Regions from separate parts of the Homo sapiens genome. Here region 1 is linked to region 2. A link is a loop called in an ENCODE intact Hi-C map of the cell type or tissue named here. Cell type or tissue: Caco-2. All regions are shown on one strand. Region 1 holds the start of DUOX2 (dual oxidase 2). Region 2 overlaps SORD (sorbitol dehydrogenase).

Region 1 (2,500 bases), 73 kb before region 2:
CGTCCTCTCCCCATGGGCTGCACCACACACTCACCCACAATTTCTGCGCCTATGAACAGACTGAGAAGAACTCTCACCAACCAAAACCAGCGCTGCAGGAATAGGCACCCGGGTCAGGCCTGAGCCCTGCCAAACCAGAGTCCCCAAGACCACCCTTGACCCCACTTCACCTGGATCTTTAGTTATATCCAGACTTTTGAGACTAATGTTAGGCACGCTTTTCCTGCAAGTCCCTCTGGGCTACTGGCATTTCTGATATTTTGTGACCACGCACTTTCACCTCCCTAGCCCCATTTCCCATCTACCCTAACAGCACCTCCCCTCCACCCCCACTTCCTGGCACTCTTCCACCACCTTCACTCCCCTAGCTGTCTGGCGCCTGGTCCTGGTTCTGCCTCCTGGTCCAGTCACTGCTTGGTGAGGCTCAGTGAGTCCAGAAGTGCTAGGCACGCAGGGGTCACCTCCCTCAGAAGAGGGAGGCCCCAGCCTGATCTCCGAGGGGAGGAGGTGGGAATGCAGATACTCCTAGGTGCACCAGTTCCAGGGAAAGCAACACAGATTAAGATGCAGAAAAGCTGGGTCCTCCCAGAACTGAAAAATGCACAACCTAGGTTCTGGGAGAGGGGGAAAGTCTAAGACAATGCACCCAGTTGGCTCCAACTTCTAATCCAATGTGGGAGTCTCAGTCCTGAGGATGAGGCACCCATACACATGTGTCTCAACCCAGTGCAAAGGGGAACACTGCAGTCTGAGCTGCTGGCATCTGTCCTTTTGGCCTGAAGGTCATCACCCACCGGATGGGATGAGAGTGCAGCTTTAGTCCTGGGAGAGGTGGGAGGCCCTCCAGCACAAGAAGCCTAGACTGTTCCTCAGGATTACTGGACTGGGTGCCCATTCTCTGCAGCAGCCTTCCCAAGGACCCAGCTGGGGTCCTTCTCCAGGATATCCTGGATGGGGAGCTCTCCCTATCCTTGGAAAGGGGTGCTTGCTGCACCAGACTCCTGACTTCACTCCACCTGAGCCTCAATTCGACTATTCATGGAGGCTCTTGTACAGTCTTACCTGTCCTGGGTCCCTCAGGAGACAATCTGCCCATGAGCCTTCCCCCACTCTACCTGCACTATGAGGACACCCTTACCGAGTGGCCACGGATCCCCGGCAAGATGAGCAGGAAGCTTGCTGCTAGAGCCAAAAACACTAGAATAACGATGAGCAGTGGAACGCTGAAGCCTGCGGCATGCCGGGGCTGGGGGTAAAAAGGCAGTACGCCGTTCCACAGGGTCATGCTGCACGCCGGCCGAGTGCTGCACGCAGGCGGGCAGGCAAGCCAGCAAGCTGGGGCTGCCTGGACGCGGGAGAGCGCGTCCTTGGCGTCTCTTTGCGTACAAGGCTGGGACCGAGTGGGCTGGTGAAGTCTGAGTCCTGCACCTCTCCGTTAAGGAAGCGTGGAGGTGGGCTGCTCTCAACGCTCTGGGGTTGGTACCGACAGAGTTTTTCTAGCCGGCGAGCGAAACTATTTCTCACTGTCTGTAGCCGTTACTTTCCTGGTTCTGCGGGTTGGCGCTGAGTTTGGAAGTCGCGCGGGACCCCTTTTATAGCAGCGTGGGCGACGTGCCACACGGGTGTCCCAGCCCAGGGGCTGGTCTGAGCTGGAAGAGGTTGTGCAAATAAGGGCCCCACCTCCACGGCAGGAGGGTGAGCCCTAGGTCCAGATGCTCACACTGGCGCAGGTCTGTCCTGAGCCGACACCTGCACAGTGGCGAGACCAAGGACCCAGAGAGAAAGGTGAGAGTGCAGCCGGGGAGGCTGAGGATCGGCGGAGCTGGAAGAGTGAGGGTGAAGGCAAGAAGTAGAGCACAGAAGCAAAGATTTTAAGAGGAAAGAAGACATCTGAACCCAACACCACCCTAAACCACAGGTTAGACCAGAGTTTGGGATCTGACCCTAGCCCTCGCCCATCATGCACAGGCGTTCATTGCAGAAGGGGAGTTTATTGGGGAAGGGGGGATTCATTGTGGAAGGGTGCTGCAGTCCCTCACTCCCAGGTCAGTAACCTTTTTCCCTTCCCTGCCTCCTGGAGGAGAAGCGGAGCCTGACGGATCGGGGGCGGGTGGAGGTGAAACATTGGAGACATTGGGCACACCCTGGGAGGCTTGACCAGTCCTGCCCTGGACTGACATGCCCCAGAAGACTCCTGCCCAGTGGGTTCCTATGGTCGGGGGTTAACTCTCTGATGGGGTGGCGGATGGGGAACAGTGTCAATGCCTCCAGAGCTGCCAATTGTCCTGGAAAGAGTGGCGTTTGGATGAAGGTCCTCGGTGATGCTTCTAACAGCTACCTTCCAGAAGTGGAAACAGCTGGTGCTCCTCCTCCAGTACTAGCTGTAGGAACAAGAGGGGAGGCATAGAGGACGCCCTAACAGTGGCTTTCGCATACCACCTACCACCCCCACCCTCACCCCGCAGGCTGCAGGGTTGGCATGCTCCGTGCAAGACCAGAG
Region 2 (2,500 bases):
CATACACACATACATACATACACATATATCTTAGTGGTTTTGTTTCTCTGGACAACACTAACCAATACACTGGGTAAACAATATATCATTAGTAGGATGAAATGTACCAACCACTTAAGAGAACAAACTATTTTCCAAAAGATAACTTTCCAGACAATTAATATGCTACGCGTGATTCGTGGATTCGTATCTATTTATGAGAAAAGGTCTGGTAGAATCTCAGCTTGGCAACATTTTGTGAACTATCAAGTTGAGTTCTTCATGCCTATTGTTTTCTTTCCTTTATTTATTTATTTATTTATTTATTTATTTTTTATTTTTAGACAGAGTCTCCCTCTGTCGCCCAGACTGTAGTGCAATGGCAGGATCTTGGCTTACTGCAATCTCCACCTCCCCGGTTCAACCAATTCTCCTGCCTCAGCCTCCCAAGTAGCTGGGATTACAGGTATGCGCCACCACGCCCGGCTAATTTTTGCAGTTTTAGTAGAGACGGGGTTTCACCATGTTGGCCAGGCTGGCCTTGAACTCCTGACCTCAGGAGATCCGCCTGCCTCAGCCTCCCAAAGTGCTGGGATTACAGGCCTAAGCCACCGCGCCTGGCCAGTTTTCTAAGTTTAAAATAAAGATGGTACTGAGCCCCTTTGGTGAAATAAGTACCAATAAGTACCATCATCTCTGACTCAGATGATGGTTATGAATACCTCCCTGAAAAAAACACTCTGCCTTAGAAAGACAAAGAGACCCAAATCTCTGCTATGCACTGCACTTGCCACAGACTGCCAGGGGTGGCTCTTCAGAACTTTCTTCCTCCTTAGTTTTAGTGAAGAGTAAGAAATGGCAGGGTGAATTCTCAGGTCAAATGCAGGGAAAAGGCATTTGAGTTAGGAAAATCATCTCAGAATTTCCTCTCTTGAAGTAGCAATTGGTAGTGAGAGATTAGATTTGACTTGCTAGAACACTCGCTGAAATGCACTCTTTTCCCTTCCAATGCAAGTGTAGCAAGAGACGAGAGTGCAAGCAGAATGCTGCTTCAGGGAGAAAAGCTGTTACCAGGAGCCAAGCTTGTACTCTGTGTCCAAGACAGCCCTCGTTTGGCCACTTCTGGAATCAACGGTCAACTTTTCAGGACACAGTGAGGTAACTCTTTCACTTCTCTGAACATGGTATCTTGGTGAAAATCCTTGAACCCTAACTATACAATACTTACTCAGCACCCATAGAATGGCTATATTCTATCTAGTCTGTATTCTTACCACTTACAAGTCGATAACACAACTGACCTTTCAGTAGCAAAGCTGTGGATCTACCAGGAAAGCCGCCTTTGATCTGATGTTCACCCAGAAGCTGCGGTTCTGGTGTGAGGTAGGACAAAGTGGGAAAGGACACCCCCAACTCCTCAAGGGCAGAAAGGGGACCTGACTGTCTAGGTGTGAGAGGGGGAGGGTGAGTATCTACAGACACTCTGACCATTGCCCCCAGCCTCACTTCAGGGTCCTGCATGATTATGACAAAGTGGAATTCCAGGGATGGGAGGGATTAGAAAGCTGTCAGCAGGGATCTGCCCGAGCCAACAGACAAAAAGAGATGGAAATGTTCACAGCACCTGCCATGTGCAGACGGTGGGCTGGGCTTTATCCTCACCATAGCACTCAGTTTGTACATGAGAAACCCAAAGCTGGGAAGTTGCAGATGCCACCTTGGGCGTCAGCATGTCAGCTAAGCCCCACAGGCTTAGCAAGTGAGAGGCCTAGAAGGAGTGGAGTAAAGGTGTTGGAAACCCTGCCCCAGTGTGCTCACTCACTTTCTGTGCTTGGTTGATTAGGGCAGGGGACAGGGACCCATGCAGCACCTCCCACCCCCACTGGACAGTAGGTCCTGGGCTGCCCCACACTTTGGTGACTGGCCTTCCTGGGGAGTGGGGAAAGCTGGCATGATGCTCCCTTTGCTAAAGATTAAGTTCTGTAGACTCACTCCTTTTCAAAGTTTGGGTTAGGGTTAGGACACTTGGCCACTCCAACAGCAGCTTCTGGTAGATAGGGTACACTGTCATTAGGTCAAAAGAGGAAGAATTCTGTCATTGGTCCATATACTTCACATCAAAAACTCTTTGGGACAAGTCAGCAGTCTGGTACGGTAATTTTTCTGATTCTATCACTGTTCTTTTATTTCATGTAGCAGCCAAGATAAACTTCCCACCAGGTCATGCTGTGGGCAGTAGACTCTGTTCTCAGCCTAACAAAAGCATAGGTTTTTAATGGATGCAAAAGTAATAAACAGTTGGAAAAGAGAGGTAAGGGAACAATATACATGTGACTCCAAAGGAAACAACAGGAAATAATAAAATATAAGTCATGTTTCCCAAGAACTTACCATTTGGGCCTGGTTCAGGGATAGGATAGTTCTCCTAAAAGAAACAAAATTGAAAAAATCATTTAGCATGCATAAGAACTTCACCTTATGAACATTTTCCATTAAAAACAATTAGAGTTTCATCAATAGT

Evidence for each region. Peaks named below come from ENCODE experiments on the same cell type or tissue, not always from the same donor. Only the 100,000 strongest peaks of a DNase experiment are listed, where the experiment ranks them.
Region 1: it touches region 2 in a loop (22-fold over the local background); 20 of 110 quality-filtered maps call a loop at or near these places.

What each region holds. Positions count from the first base shown.
Region 1 is chr15:45,113,391-45,115,890 of GRCh38, reverse strand. DUOX2 (dual oxidase 2) reads left to right here and starts at 1,719. Exons shown (of 34, transcript NM_001363711.2): 1 at 1,719-1,918; 2 at 2,466-2,500. The coding sequence starts at 2,480. DUOXA2 (dual oxidase maturation factor 2) reads right to left here and starts at 1,565. Exons shown (of 6, transcript NM_207581.4): 1 at 1,139-1,565; 2 at 35-92. The coding sequence starts at 1,285. In Caco-2, no CTCF peak of the experiment used is centred here; no DNase peak of the experiment used is centred here; H3K4me3 peaks cover 652 bases.
Region 2 is chr15:45,040,312-45,042,811 of GRCh38, reverse strand. It overlaps SORD (sorbitol dehydrogenase), which reads right to left. Exons shown (of 9, transcript NM_003104.6): 2 at 2,371-2,404. Among named protein-coding and RNA genes, the nearest start is that of SORD, 18 kb to the right of the region's middle. In Caco-2, no CTCF peak of the experiment used is centred here; no DNase peak of the experiment used is centred here.